Regions from separate parts of the Homo sapiens genome. Here all the other regions are linked to region 3. The links are chromatin contacts, found by Hi-C or POLR2A ChIA-PET in ENCODE. All regions are on one chromosome and are shown on one strand. The core of a region is the stretch at or near the end of the contact, and the rest is flanking DNA. Distances in the headings are between cores, read along the strand shown.

Region 1 (4,204 bases), core at 509-3,008, 280 kb before region 3:
CCCACCTGTCCCCAGGTGGGATGCAAATGAGAAGCCATGCAAACGAACACCTCACATTGCATATAACCAAATGCGGAGGTGGGTGAGGATATACCCTTCTTCCCATCATGCCTTGTGGTAGAAACGCCTGGAGGGCACAGGCTTTGACTGTCCATTGCCGGGTCTCTGGAGCCCGGACCTGCGCCTGGCACACAGTGGGTTCACCTTCTCTGTTGAATCGAATGAATGAATGAAAATGATTAGATGGAAGCATGATGACAGAGATAGGCGAGAGACAGAGGAAGGAGCGTGGGCATGGCTAACCGGCTGAGTGGCCATGAGCAGTGTATGTCACCTCCTGGGGCTTCTCTGCTCCTCTGTAGACCAGGCATGGCTCAGGTCCTTAGAAAAGCAACTGGGTTGAGTCAGAAGCATATCACACATGGCTTGCTGACCCAGGAATTCCATGCCAGCCAAGGAGCAACCCCTAAATATGGAAAAAGGAAAGCTATCTGTAGAAAGATATTAATCGAAATATATTATTTATAGCTTCGAAAAACTGGAAATAACTGAGATTTCCAACAATGAGGGAATGGCAAAATAAACCATGGAATATGGTTTGACAAAATATTAGGCAGCCAATAAAAATGAGGTTCAGAGAAGAGGAAAAAGAAACGAGATTACAGAGAGTGAAAGAACTAGAAAAGTGGCCATGATATAATGGCAGGTCAAAAAGGCAGGATACCACCTTTTTTTTTTCTTTTAATATACAGTATGACCTCAGCCCCATTTTTTTTTTAAAGTCCTCAAACAAAAAACTATGGAAGGAAATACATCAAACCTTAACAATGATTGTCTCTGGGTGGTGGGGCTGTGGGTGGTGATTTTTCTTCCTTATTTTGACTTTTCTGCAATTTTTAGATTTTCATAAATGAACATGTATTGTTGCTTTTATGGTAAAGATATTAAAAATGATTTTTTTTTGACGGAGTCTTGCTCTGTCGCCCAGGCTGGAGTGCAGTGGCATGATCTTGGCTCACTGCAACCTCCGCCTCATAGGTTCAAGTGATTCTCCTGCCTCAGCCTCCCGAGTAGCTGGGACTACAGGCGTCCGCCACCACTCCTGACTATTTTTTTTTTGCATTTTTAGTAGAGACAGGGTTTCACCATATTGGCCAGACTGGTCTCGAACTCCTGACCTTGTGATCCGCCCACCTCGGCCTCCCAAAGTGCTGGGATTACAGGCATGAGCCACTGTGCCCGGCCAAGACATTAAAAATGAAAAAAAAAAATCAAAGGAATTCGGGGTGGGGATGGGGTGGATGCTGTCTGTGCTCTGCCCTCGAGTCTCTGAGAGGGAGTTGGCATCAGGGAAGGTTCTAGGCTTGGAGGTGGCAGCCAGGTGTCAGGGGCTGCCTGTGTGATCCTGGGCAGATCCCTTTAGGCCTCAGTGGCACATCCTGTCAGATGGGGCCTGGTCACCTACTTTTCTTTTTTCTTTTGGAGAAAGGGTCTCATTCCTGTTGCCCAGACTGGTGTGCAGTGGCATGCCATCATGGCTCACTGCACTCTTGACTTCCCGGCTCAGGTGATCCTCCCACCTCAGCCTCCTGAGTAGCTGGAACTACAGGTTTGTGCCACCACACCCGGCTAATTTTTTGTATTTTTAGTAGAGACAGGGTTTCACCATGTTGCCCAAGCTGGTCTTTAAACTCCTGGCCTCAAGTGATCCGCCCACCAGCCTCCCAGAGTGCTGGGATTACTGACGTGAGCCACTGCATCTGCACCCGGGCCTCTGGCCACCTATTTGACAGAGCGTGTAGCAAGAACAGGAAGGGAACGTGGCTGAAAACAGTATCGTTGTTAGTTCTTAGGAAGGCCAGTTCTGTTTTCAGACACCCGGAAAGATGTCAGCGTTCTTACTGGGGTGTCCCTGGGAGTATTTTTAGTCCCAGAGGTACAGATGTTCCTGACTCATTTTGGAAAGTAGAACTGGGGTGATCTCTAGACACGCATCACTCTGTGTGGGAGGGGCATGGCCAGGAAGTCAGAGTCCTGGGTTCTAGGGCTGGCTCTTCCCATACTGCTGTGTGATCTTAGACGAGTCACTCAGGCTTCCTGGGCCTCAGCTTCCCCTGTGCAATGGGCTTTGGACACAGAGATCACTAAGATGAATAAACTCTCTGTTTAAACGAGGCCTTCTCCCCCAGGCCCTAAGGGGCAGGAACCCAGGAGTCTGAGAGTGAGCCCCTTACCGGCTGTGGTCCCCAGAAACTTTTTTTTTTTTTTTTCTTGAGACGGAGTTTCACTCTTGTTACTCCAGGCTGGAGTGCAGTGGCACAATCTCGGCTCATTGCAACCTCTGCCTCCCGGGTTCAAGCGATTCTCCTGCCTCAGCCTCCCGAGTAGCTGGGACTACAGGCGCGTGCCATCACGCCCTGCTAATTTTTGTATTTTATTAGAGATGGGGTTTCATGATGTTGGCCAGGATGGTCTTGATCTCTTGACCTCATGATCCACCCGCCTCGGCCTCCCAAAGTGCTGGGATTACAGGTGTGAGCCACTGTGCCCAGCCTCCCAGAACCTTCATATGTGTCCTGTTACCTTATTTCCAGCCACCCTTCCCTAGGGGAGTATGTATGTGTGTAAGGGTATGTGTGTGTGGGTCTATGGAAACTCAGTTCACCATGATGGGATCACCTTGTTTCCCTGGACCTCCTCAATGGTATTCCACTGCTCGGAGTGTCTAGTGGTGGGGGAGGATGGAGGCTGCCTCGGAGCAGGTGGTGTGTCCAGGAAGAGAGTGCCTGTGATGGACCGGACGCCCGTCCGTGTGGTGTGCACACACATCCCCAGCCCGCGCGAGCAGGGAGCTGTGATGGGGCCCGGGGAGTTTCTGGCTACCCTTGTCCTTGGTGCCATGAGGAACCTCAGAAAGGACTCAGTCCTGAGCACTCCCAGGCTCCCACTCTGACACATGTAGTAGATGTGTGCGACAAGCACATCACGTCCCTGTAGACGCAGCTCAAAGCCTAATCATGGTGCATGCACTTTCTGTGCTTTCTACAGGCCCAGCTTTCCACAGAACCAGCGCCAGGAACCTTCAGAACGATTCTGTGAGACAGGCACTGATTCTCTTCAGCATTTACTGATGGGGAAACAGAGGCTCAGAGAAGTTAAGAAACTCACCCAAGGTCACACAGCAGCAAGTGGCAGGCAGGATTCAAACCCAGGCTGTCTGGATCAGGCCCACACCGTGACTCACGCATAGACTCTTCCAGCTGCTGCTCTGGCGATAAGGAGAAGCCCAGCAGAGACCGGTGGCTTTCCACGGTCACGTCGCAGATTAGTGCAGAGCCCAGGCACACTCCAGGACCCTGGACTTGGGAATGGGTTCTTTGCCCATGAACGTGAGTGGAGCCATCTGTCAGAGTCCTGGCTTCTATGCCCAGCACGGGCCAGGCAAGCAGGCCAGTGGAGAATGTGTCAATTGGACCTGAATAGCTTTCCATTTATCACCAGTCTATCCTTGTGCCAAGCCCTGTACCAGGCCCTGGGGTACAGAGACGAGCAAGACTCATTTTCTGCTCATAACCCAGGGACTTCCAGAAGGAGGTGACGTTGAGATTTGGTCAGATGGAGGAGGGCAGACAGGGCGTTCCGGGCTGGGGAAATGTCTGATGCATCTGGGGAATCTCCATGGTTTCTGGGAGGGTTGGGGAAAGCAAAGGAGAGGAGTTTTTGAGGGTCTGACGCTGCTGGGGGCAGGTGGGTGGGTCAGGGAGTGGGGACAGCTGCTGAGTCCACTGAGGCTCTGGAAGTTTCAGGCCCACCCTGGGGACGGAGATGTAGTCTAGGGAAGGACGTGCCCTCCACTTCTGGGTCACAGCTGGAAGGGGAAGTGGGGGCTGGGCACAGGGTCTGAGGTCACAAGGCAGGGACAGGGAGATGGTAGATCAGTACCCCAGCTGGTCCCTCAGAGGCGGGGAGGGGAGAGGGAAGCAGACCCAGCACCCGGCTTCTCTGACCACAGCTCCTGCGGCGCCTCCTCACTCACTTCCCCAATGCGACAAGCTCGTCCCCACCACAGGGCCTTTGCACCTGCTGTTCCTCCTGCCTGAAAATGCTCTCTCCTTTCAGCCACTTGCCTCCCCAGAGCAGGCTCCAATTTGCTCATTTGTTCACTGTCTGTTCCCCTCTTGGGACATGGGCTCCATGATGGCAG
Region 2 (3,943 bases), core at 609-3,108, 350 kb before region 3:
AACAATACCACTGAGGCAGAAATTTAAAAATAAATATGCATTCATTCACTCTAAGAAAAGTAACAGGCAAGGCAAGGGTTAAAAGGAAAATAACAAGTTTTCCTCTGTCTAGCAAAGGAAAGTACAGCAAGCTCACTTCAAGGACAGTTATATGATAACACTGTTTGAGAAGTCAAGGCCAAAGGAGTGGGCTCCAGACACCTCCCCTCCAGAGCAAAGTTGAAGGAAAAAAAAGAGAGAAAGACAAATTATTTTACTGTTACTCCTTTCCCTGGTTTCTTAAGCATGATTATGTTTTACAAATGTCTGTATTTAGCCAGTTCTTGTTTTTCTTTCAATGCAGCTACAAAGCCACCGGCTATGTAAGACCATAAATTATGCTATGCTATAGATTATGTGACCTATCATATGATTAGCTGCTTTTGTTTTACTTTTGTAAGCCAGCTTATAAAAACCCCGCTCTGTCTTTGTTCTAGGCTCAGCTTTTTGGATGTGAGTCCACTGAGCTGGTGCGTACCTGAAATAAACAATCCTCCTGTACTCAGATCAAGACCATCCTGGCTAACACGGTGAAACCCCGTCTCTACTAAAAATACAAAAAATTAGCCGGGTGTGGTGGCGCTCGCCTGTAGTCCCAGCTACTCGGGAGGCTGAGGCAGGAGAATTGCTTGAACCCGGGAGGCAGAGGTTGCAGTGAGCCAAGATCGCGCCACTGCACTCCAGCCTAGTGACAGAGCGAGACTCCATCTCAAAAAAAAAAAAAAAAAATCCTCCTGTACTCTCATATCAGTCTCTCCGTTCCTCAGTTTACCACAACACCATCACACTGGTGATTAGGTTTCAATATATGAATTTTGGGGAACACAAACATTCAGATGATAGCAACAACATAGCAGGAGGTTCTGGGTGGATTAGAAACATGGGGCTGGGTGCAGCGGCTCACGCCTGTAATCTCATCACTTTGGGAGGTCGAGGAAGGCAGATCACCTGAGGTCAGGAGTTCAAGACCAGCCTGGCCAACATGGCGAAACCCCTTCTCTACTAAAAAATTACAAAAATTAGCTGGGTGTGGTGGCGTGCGCCTGTAATCCCAGCTATTCAGGAGGCTGAGGCTGGAGAATCTCTTGAACTGGGGAGAGGCAGAGGTTTCAGTGAGCTGAGATCATGCCACTGTACTACAACTTGGGAGATGGAACAAGACTCTGTCTCAAAAAAAAAAAAAGGAAGAAAAAGAAACATGGCCCATCAGAATTCTAAAAGGTAAATACGTGGAAGGAGTCTCAGGCCATCTTTTTTTTTTTTTTTTTGAGACAGAGTCTCACTCTGTCACCCAGGCTGGAGTGCAGTGGCACGATCTCGGCTCACTGCAAGCTCTGCCCCCCGGGTTCATGCCATTCTCCTGCCTCAGCCTCCTGAGTAGCTGGGACTACAGGTGCCCACCACCACGCCCGGCTAATTTTTTTGTATTTTTAGTAGAGACGGGGTTTCACCGTGTTAGCCAGGATGGTCTCGATCTCCTCACCTCGTGATCCCCCCACCTCGGCCTCCCAAAGTCCTGGGATTACAGGCGTGAGCCACTGCCCCCGGCCCGAGATGGTGAATTTAATTGATAAATGTGTGTGTTCTGACTCTTCTATTGACTCACCATTTCTCTGTCTCTTTCCCTCTCTAGGGCAGCCCTATTTTTTGAGATACAACAGTACTGAAATTAGGCCAGCTGATAACTGCTCAATGGCCTCTAAGTGTTCAAGTGAAAGGAAGAGTCCTGTCTCTCAGTTTCAATCAAAAACTAGCAATGATTAAGCTTAGTGAGGAAGGCATGCCAACAGCCGAGACAGGCTGGATTTAGGCCAGTTAATAACCCTACAATGGCCTCTCAGTGTTCAAGTGAAAGGAAGTGTCACATGTCTCTTGCTTTAAATCAAAAGCTGGAAATGATTAGGCTTAATGAGGAAGGCATGTCAAAAACTGAGATACGCTGAAAACTAGGCCTCTTCCACTATGCAGTTAGCCAAGTTGTGAATGCAAAGGAAAAGCTTTCAAAGGAAATTAAAAGTGCCACTCTAATGAGTACATGAATGATAAGAAAGTGAAACAGGCTTATTGCTGATATGGAGAAAGTTGGGTCTGGATAGAAGATCAAACCAGCCACAACATTCTCTTAAACCAAAGACTAGGCCAGGCGTGGTGGCTCACACCTCTAATCCCAGCACTTTGGGAGGCCGAGACGGGAGGATCACCTGAGGTCAGGAGTTTGAGACCAGCCTGGCCAACATGGCAAAACCCCATCTCTACTAAAAATACAAAAAATTAGCCAGGTGTAGTGGTAGGTGCCTGTAATCCCAGCTACTCGGGAGGCTGAGGCAGGAGAATTGCTTGAACCCGGGAGGCAGAGGTTGTAGCGAGTCATTGCACTCCAGCCTGGGTGACAGAGCGAGACTCTGTCTCAAAAAAAAAAAAAAGACAAAGACTAACCCAGCGCAAGGCCCTAGACCCTAGCTCTCTTTAATTCTATGAAGGCTGAGAGAGATGAGGAAGCTGCAGAAGAAAAGCAGAAGCTAGCAGAAGTTGGTTCATGAAGTTTAAGGAAAGAAACTGTCTCCATAACATAAAAGTGCAAGGTGAAGCAGCAGGTGCTCATGGAGAAGCCACAGCAAGTTATCCAGTTCTAGTTAAGATCGTTGATGAAGGTGGCTACATTAAACAGTAGAGTTTCAATGTAGATGAAACAGCTTTATATCAAAAGAAAATGCCAGGAAGTCTTTCATAGCTAGAGAGGAGAAATCAATTCCTGGCTTCAAAGTTTCAAATGACAGGCTAACTCTCTTGTCAGGAGTTGGTATAGCTGGTGAGTTTAAGTTGAAGCCAACTGCTCATTGATAATTCTGAAAATCTGAAGGCCCTTAAGAATTATGCTACGTCTACTCTGCCTGTGCTCTGTAAGCGGAACACCAAAGCCTGGATGACAGCACATCTGTTTTTCTTTCAAAATATTACTGCTCGTTGACAATACACCTGGATACCCACGAGCTCTGATGGTGATGAATGTGGTTTTCTTTTTTTTTTCTTTTGTTTTTGAGATGGAATCTGGCTCTGTCCCCCAGTCTGCAGTGCAATGATGCAATCTTGGCTCGCTGCAACCTCTGTCTCCCGGGTTCAAGCAATTCTCCTGCTTCAGCCTCCCAAGTAGCTGGGACTACAGGCACGTGTAATCCCAGCACTTTGGGAGGCCGAGGCGGGTGGATCACTTGAGGTCAGGAGTTCGAGACCAAGCTGGCCAGCATGGAGAATCCCAGCTACCCTGAATCTGTTCTCCACCCGGCAGCTAGGGGGCTCTTACACCACAGATTAAATCGCTTTATTCCACTGATTAAAATCCACCAGTACTAGGGGCCTAGAGGGACATTGAGCTGGGTCTCGGCATGTTCCTCCATCTGCAGTTCCTTCCTCCACTGAACTCTTGTTTGTTTGTTTGTTTGTTTTAAGACAGTCTCGCTCTGTCACCTAGGCTGGAGTGCAGTGGCACGATCTCAGCTCACTGCAACCTCTACTTCCCAGGTTTGAGCGATTCTCATATTTCAGCCACCCCCATTCGCAGGTTGTAGGTGGACATATCTTTTTTTTTTTTGAGACAGGGTCTTGCTCTGCCTTAGGCTAGAGTGCAGTGGTGCCATCTTGGCTCACTGCAGCCTTGAACTCCTGGGCTCAAGTGATCCTCTCTCCTCAGCCTCCTGAGTAGCTGAGACTACAGGTATGTAGCACCATGACCAGCTAATTTTTAAAAAATAGAGATGAGGTCTTGCTATGTTCCTCAGGCTGGTCTCAAACTTCTGGGCTCAAGTGATCCTCCCACCTCAGCCTCCTAAAGTGTTGAGATTACAGGCATGAGCCACTATGCCTGGCCTTCCACATACATTTTAGAATCAATGTATGAGTCACCCCA
Region 3 (4,459 bases), core at 1,921-4,420:
CTTTCTGTCTCTTGCCCTCTATCTGGAAGGGCAGTGTGTCAGACTAAACTCCTGCTTCCTCTTGTCCCCGTGGCATGGAGCAGCTGTGACTCGACATCCCAGGCCACTCTGTCTGGAGCATCCCCTGAGCTTGTGGCAACAACCTTCACCCTCATGTGACTGTTCAGCTCACAGGCTGAGGCAGGAGAATCACTTGAACCTGGCAGGTGGAAGTTGAGAGTGAGTCATTGCACTCCAGCCCAGGCAACAAAGAGTGAAACTCAGTCTTAAAAAAAAACCAAAACAAAACAAAACAAAAAAACAGAACTGTGGGAAGTGGCCAGGTGCGGTGACTCATGCTTGTAACCCCAGCACTTTGGGAGGCCAAGGCAGGTGACTCACCTGAGGTCAGGAATTCCCCAGCCTGGCCAACATGGTGAAACCCAGTCTCAACTAAAAATAGAAAAAATTAACTGGGCGTGGTGGCAGCCTTCTGTAATCCCAGCTATTCGGGAGGCTAAGGCCGAAGAATCACTTGAACCTGAGAGGTGGAGGTTGTAGTGAGCCAAGATTGTGCAATTGCACTCCAACCTGGGTGCCAGAGCGAGACTCCATCTCGGAAAAAAAAAAAAAAAAAAAAAAGGAAAAAAAGAGAAAAAAGAAATGTGGGAAAAATACACAATTGAGAGCCCAGTGCTGGGCATTTTACTTATTGTTGTGTTTTCTGCATTTCCAGCTGCTTAGGTCCTACTGTAGCAAGGGTTAAAAAGAAAAGAAGAACAAGTTTTCCTCTGCCTAGCCAGCTCACTCCAACGACAGTTATAACACTGCCTGAAAAGTCAAGGCCAAAGGAATGGGCTCCAGACACCACCCCCACACCCCTCCAGGGCAAGGTTGAAGAAAATTTTAAAAAAATTTTTTAAAAAAAAGACAAATTCCTTTACTGTCTCTCCTTTCCAGAACCATTATAACTATATTTTACAAATGTCTGTATTTAGCCAGTTCCTGTTTTCCTTTTGATGTAGCTGCAAGGCCACCAGCTATAGAAGGCCCCAAGTTATGCTAAGTCATCTGTTATGCTATAGATTATGTGACCTGTCACTGTTTGATTAATCGCCTTTGTTCTGCTTCTGTAAGTTTGCTTATAAATACCTCAGTCTGTCTTTGTTAAGGGCTCAGCCTTTTTGGATGTGAGTCTGCTGAACCAGTGCACCTAAATAAATCCTCCTGTCTCACCCATATCAGTCTCTCCAGTCCTCTAATTCCTGCAACACTGCCTGTGATTCGATTGAAGTTTGGGTGGTACCTGGCCTCGAAAGACCCCTGTGTCCCAAAGGAGATTTGAGCGGCCCCTCTTTATTTTCACTTCATAGCACAGCCAAGTGTAGCTCCGACCATAGAGGATGGGTTCGTTTTCAAAGTTGTCGTAGAATGTGTCTCGATACATCCGCTCCATCGGATTTCTGAAGGCACAAGAGAGAAACCGGCCCATGCAGGGAGCCCTCCCGGGAGTCCTCGGGGCTCATGTCCACTGAACACAGCTCCCAGGATGGCCCTGGGCCTCCCCGACCCCTCCACAGCCCTGAGAATTTCTGCTGCCTTCCCAGGCAGGAAGACTGAGGGGAGAGGAAGAGGAGGGGATGCTGGCAGGCGGGCTGGGGTGATCTCTCCCAGCTCGGGTCCAACTCTGGCCTTTCCAGGGGTACATTCCCCACCCTCCTAGTATTTCTGCCAACCCACTCCCCAACCCATTAGGAGAATGCAAAAGAGAATAAAACCCTTCACCCCTAAAAAATAGCTTTTAACCTTTCAGCTCAATTCCTTCCTGATGTTTCACTCTGCGTGTTAACATTATTTTAAAATCATGGTAGAACTGAATTCTGAGGCCCAGGCCACTCTTCTAAGTGCTGAGCGGGTGTGAGCTCACGTGAGGCTACCCTAGGCCTGCAGGGGCCATTCCCATCTTACAGAGGAGATGCCAGAGGCACAGAGAGGCGGGGTAACCTGCCGAGGCCACAGAGCTGGGGACGGATGGAGCAGGGGCCCCTTTCCAGGCCAGCCCTGTCCAGCCTCTGCATCACGGATCCTGTAGGAGAAAGCTGTTGGGGACTGGGCTCTCTTTTCACTAAATTTTAAAATCAGAGCATTTCTCCTCATCATTGCACTTTTTTCCCACATTCTCACATTCCATGTTACTGATCATGTTCTTTCTTTTTTTTTTTGATGAAGTCTCACTCTGTCGCCCAGGCTGGAGTGCAGTGGCATGATCTCAGCTCACTGCAACCTCCACCTCCCAGGTTCAAGCAATTCTCCTGCCTAAACCTCCTGAGTATCTGGGACTAGAGATGCGCCACCATGCCTGGCTAATTTTTGTATGTTTTTTAGTAGAGACGGGGTTTCACCATATGGGCCAGGTTGGTCTCAAACTCCCGACCTCATGATCCGCCCGCCTTGGCCTCCCAAAGTGTTGGGATTACAAGTGTGAGCCACCACGCTCAACCACTGGTCATGTTCTAAAAGATGAAGAGTGACCTTGGAGTGGAACCTGTCTGGGGACATCTGCTCACCATGGAGTCATCCTTGGATGACACGATTTATCATGTGCTTCAGAGACCATTCCTACCCCCGCACCCTCTCCTAAGACTTTGTATTTAAGCAAAGTAATTCTTACAGAAATTTCATCAAAACACTGAGAACAAAAATGCCTGATTGCTCCAATTACCCTTTGGTTCAATTCTCCCAGTTTCTGAGCTCAGGAGTGGCAGGAAGCACACAGAGGGAGCACCCTCCCAGGGCGGGGAGCACCAGTCCGGGCATGACTTTAAGGGAGAGTCTCAGCACGGGGCCTGGGCTGGTGCAGGTAGGGGAGGCAGCCCATTCAGAAGCAGCAGTGGGGTGACCACACAGCAGGACAAAGAGCCTGACTGGGATTCGTGTGGCAGGGGAGCCAGAGGGGAGGGAGCCCAGGGCTGGGGCAGGGGCGGGGGGAGGCCAGGGTTGAGGCCCAGCAGGACCACCAGGCAGGAAGGGGCAGGAGGGGCCCAGCAGGCAGAGTGGGCAGCGGTACCTGATCTGTGGATTCATGTTCAGCCTCTTAGATACGCTTGTCCCTGTCCCGCTCTTTTTTTGAAGCTCTGTGGTTTCACTTCCTGCTTACAGCGTCCTTGCAGTTGGACAGCCCTCCTTAAAGTGACCTCCCAGGGCCTTATGAGTCATGGCCCCTCCCCATTCCTGCTCAGGCATTGGTGTGGGAGGCCCCGGGGTGCTTCATGTTTCTCTGGCTCTGGCTCTGGCTCTGGTTTTCCCCGGACCCTTCCCGCTGGCAGAGGAACCTCCAATAAAGACAGGCTGCTCTGTCTTTATCTGTCCTGGGCAGGACCCAACGGAATTGCAAAGAGAAAGAGAAAGGCATTGCAGCCTGAGCCTGGGAGGCGGGTCCAGACCCAGCTGAGAGAGGGGCAGGTGCCCCGTTGCCTGGTGGTTGGGCAGGCTGGAGCCCCCTCTCCACCACCCCCTCCCCAGCCCTAATGTGTGCCCAGAGCTTTGAGCAGCACCACCCTGTTGAGTGAGGGGAGGTTTTGAGACTCCAGTGGGGAAGGAAGTGTGGACTCCGCACAGCACAAGGGAAGGCTTAGGTGTGCCTCGAGTTCCCAGCTGTGTGCTGGGTCCATGGCATGCGTCCCCTCTTCCAACCTCCCAGCTTCCAGAAGGTGGGGGGCAGGTCAGCCCCTCAGAGGGACTGCGATGTCTGCGACACCAAGGAAGGGAGAAGGGTGTCTATAAACAGGCTCACTGCCCAGGGACCTCTCAAGGGGTTCTTTGTGGGCCAAGAAAACGGGAAACACATACACACACAGCTTTCTGATTATTTAAGTCCATCTAAGCATATTTTGGAGGAATGAATGTACATTGAAATAATCTTCCTAAATAGATTCCTTTAAGGGGAGTTTGTTCCAGCTGGAGAAGTTGTGCTCTCTGTAGAGGCTCTGAACTCCTCTGGCTACGACGACGGGAATGCAGACAGGGAGGAGGATGCGTGGGTGGTAGGGGGAGCAGCAGCGCCCCTACCTGCACAGAAGCTTGTCCAACCTCTGCACAAAGCGGACTCCCAGTGGTTGTTTTTGGAAGGTGAGTTTTCTTTTCTTTCTTTTTTTTTTTTTAAATCTTCCCCAGTATAAATCTTTTAATTTAAAAGTAAATTTTATTGTCGAAAATGCAAACTTGGGGAGGGCAGAAAGATCACACACAGGGCTGTCACTTCACACCTGGGGGGTTGCTGGGAGCCGTCCAGAAGCGCTCCTCACTTCCCAGACGGTGCGGGGGCCGTCCAGAGGCGCTCCTCACTTCCCAGACGGTGCGGGGGCTGGGCAGAGGCGCTCCTTACTTCCCAGACGGTGGGACAGCCAGGCAGAGGCGCTCCTCTGGAAGGTGAAGTTTTCTGTTGCCGTCAGAAAGAGATGGACAAAGGATAAGACCATCG

The links. Hi-C counts contacts between places; a loop is a spot of excess contacts on that map. ChIA-PET counts read pairs that join two places held with the same protein, here RNA polymerase II (POLR2A). Pooled maps may share reads with other maps.
Region 1: a loop to region 3 is called in a map with no recorded cell type, with 6 times the contacts of the local background. The contact joins the enhancer-like site here to the promoter of APOBEC3B in region 3. A Hi-C loop is called at or near these places in 8 of 37 single-sample maps with no recorded cell type and 6 of 50 pooled maps. POLR2A ChIA-PET finds 5 or more read pairs at or near these places in 1 of 52 experiments (H1).
Region 2: a pooled map shows a loop between it and region 3 (4-fold over the local background). The contact joins the enhancer-like site here to the promoter of APOBEC3B in region 3. A Hi-C loop is called at or near these places in 2 of 50 pooled maps. POLR2A ChIA-PET finds 5 or more read pairs at or near these places in 7 of 52 experiments (AG04450, Caco-2, OCI-LY7 and 4 more).

The regions. Positions count from the first base shown.
Region 1 is chr22:39,264,333-39,268,536 of GRCh38, reverse strand. No RefSeq gene overlaps it. Among named protein-coding and RNA genes, the nearest start is that of PDGFB, 21 kb to the right of the region's middle. RefSeq lists enhancers at 1,467-1,736, 1,917-1,996. Within about 2 kb of position 1,758, at least 7 of the 41 ENCODE cell types and tissues checked have a DNase peak (open chromatin) inside an H3K27ac peak, as active enhancers do.
Region 2 is chr22:39,330,751-39,334,693 of GRCh38, reverse strand. No RefSeq gene overlaps it. Among named protein-coding and RNA genes, the nearest start is that of RPL3, 13 kb to the right of the region's middle. Within about 2 kb of position 1,858, at least 6 of the 41 ENCODE cell types and tissues checked have a DNase peak (open chromatin) inside an H3K27ac peak, as active enhancers do.
Region 3 is chr22:38,981,058-38,985,516 of GRCh38, reverse strand. APOBEC3B (apolipoprotein B mRNA editing enzyme catalytic subunit 3B) reads right to left here and starts at 3,170. Exons shown (of 8, transcript NM_004900.5): 1 at 3,047-3,170; 2 at 1,286-1,442. The coding sequence starts at 3,063. RefSeq lists enhancers at 257-546, 1-788 and a silencer at 2,987-3,036.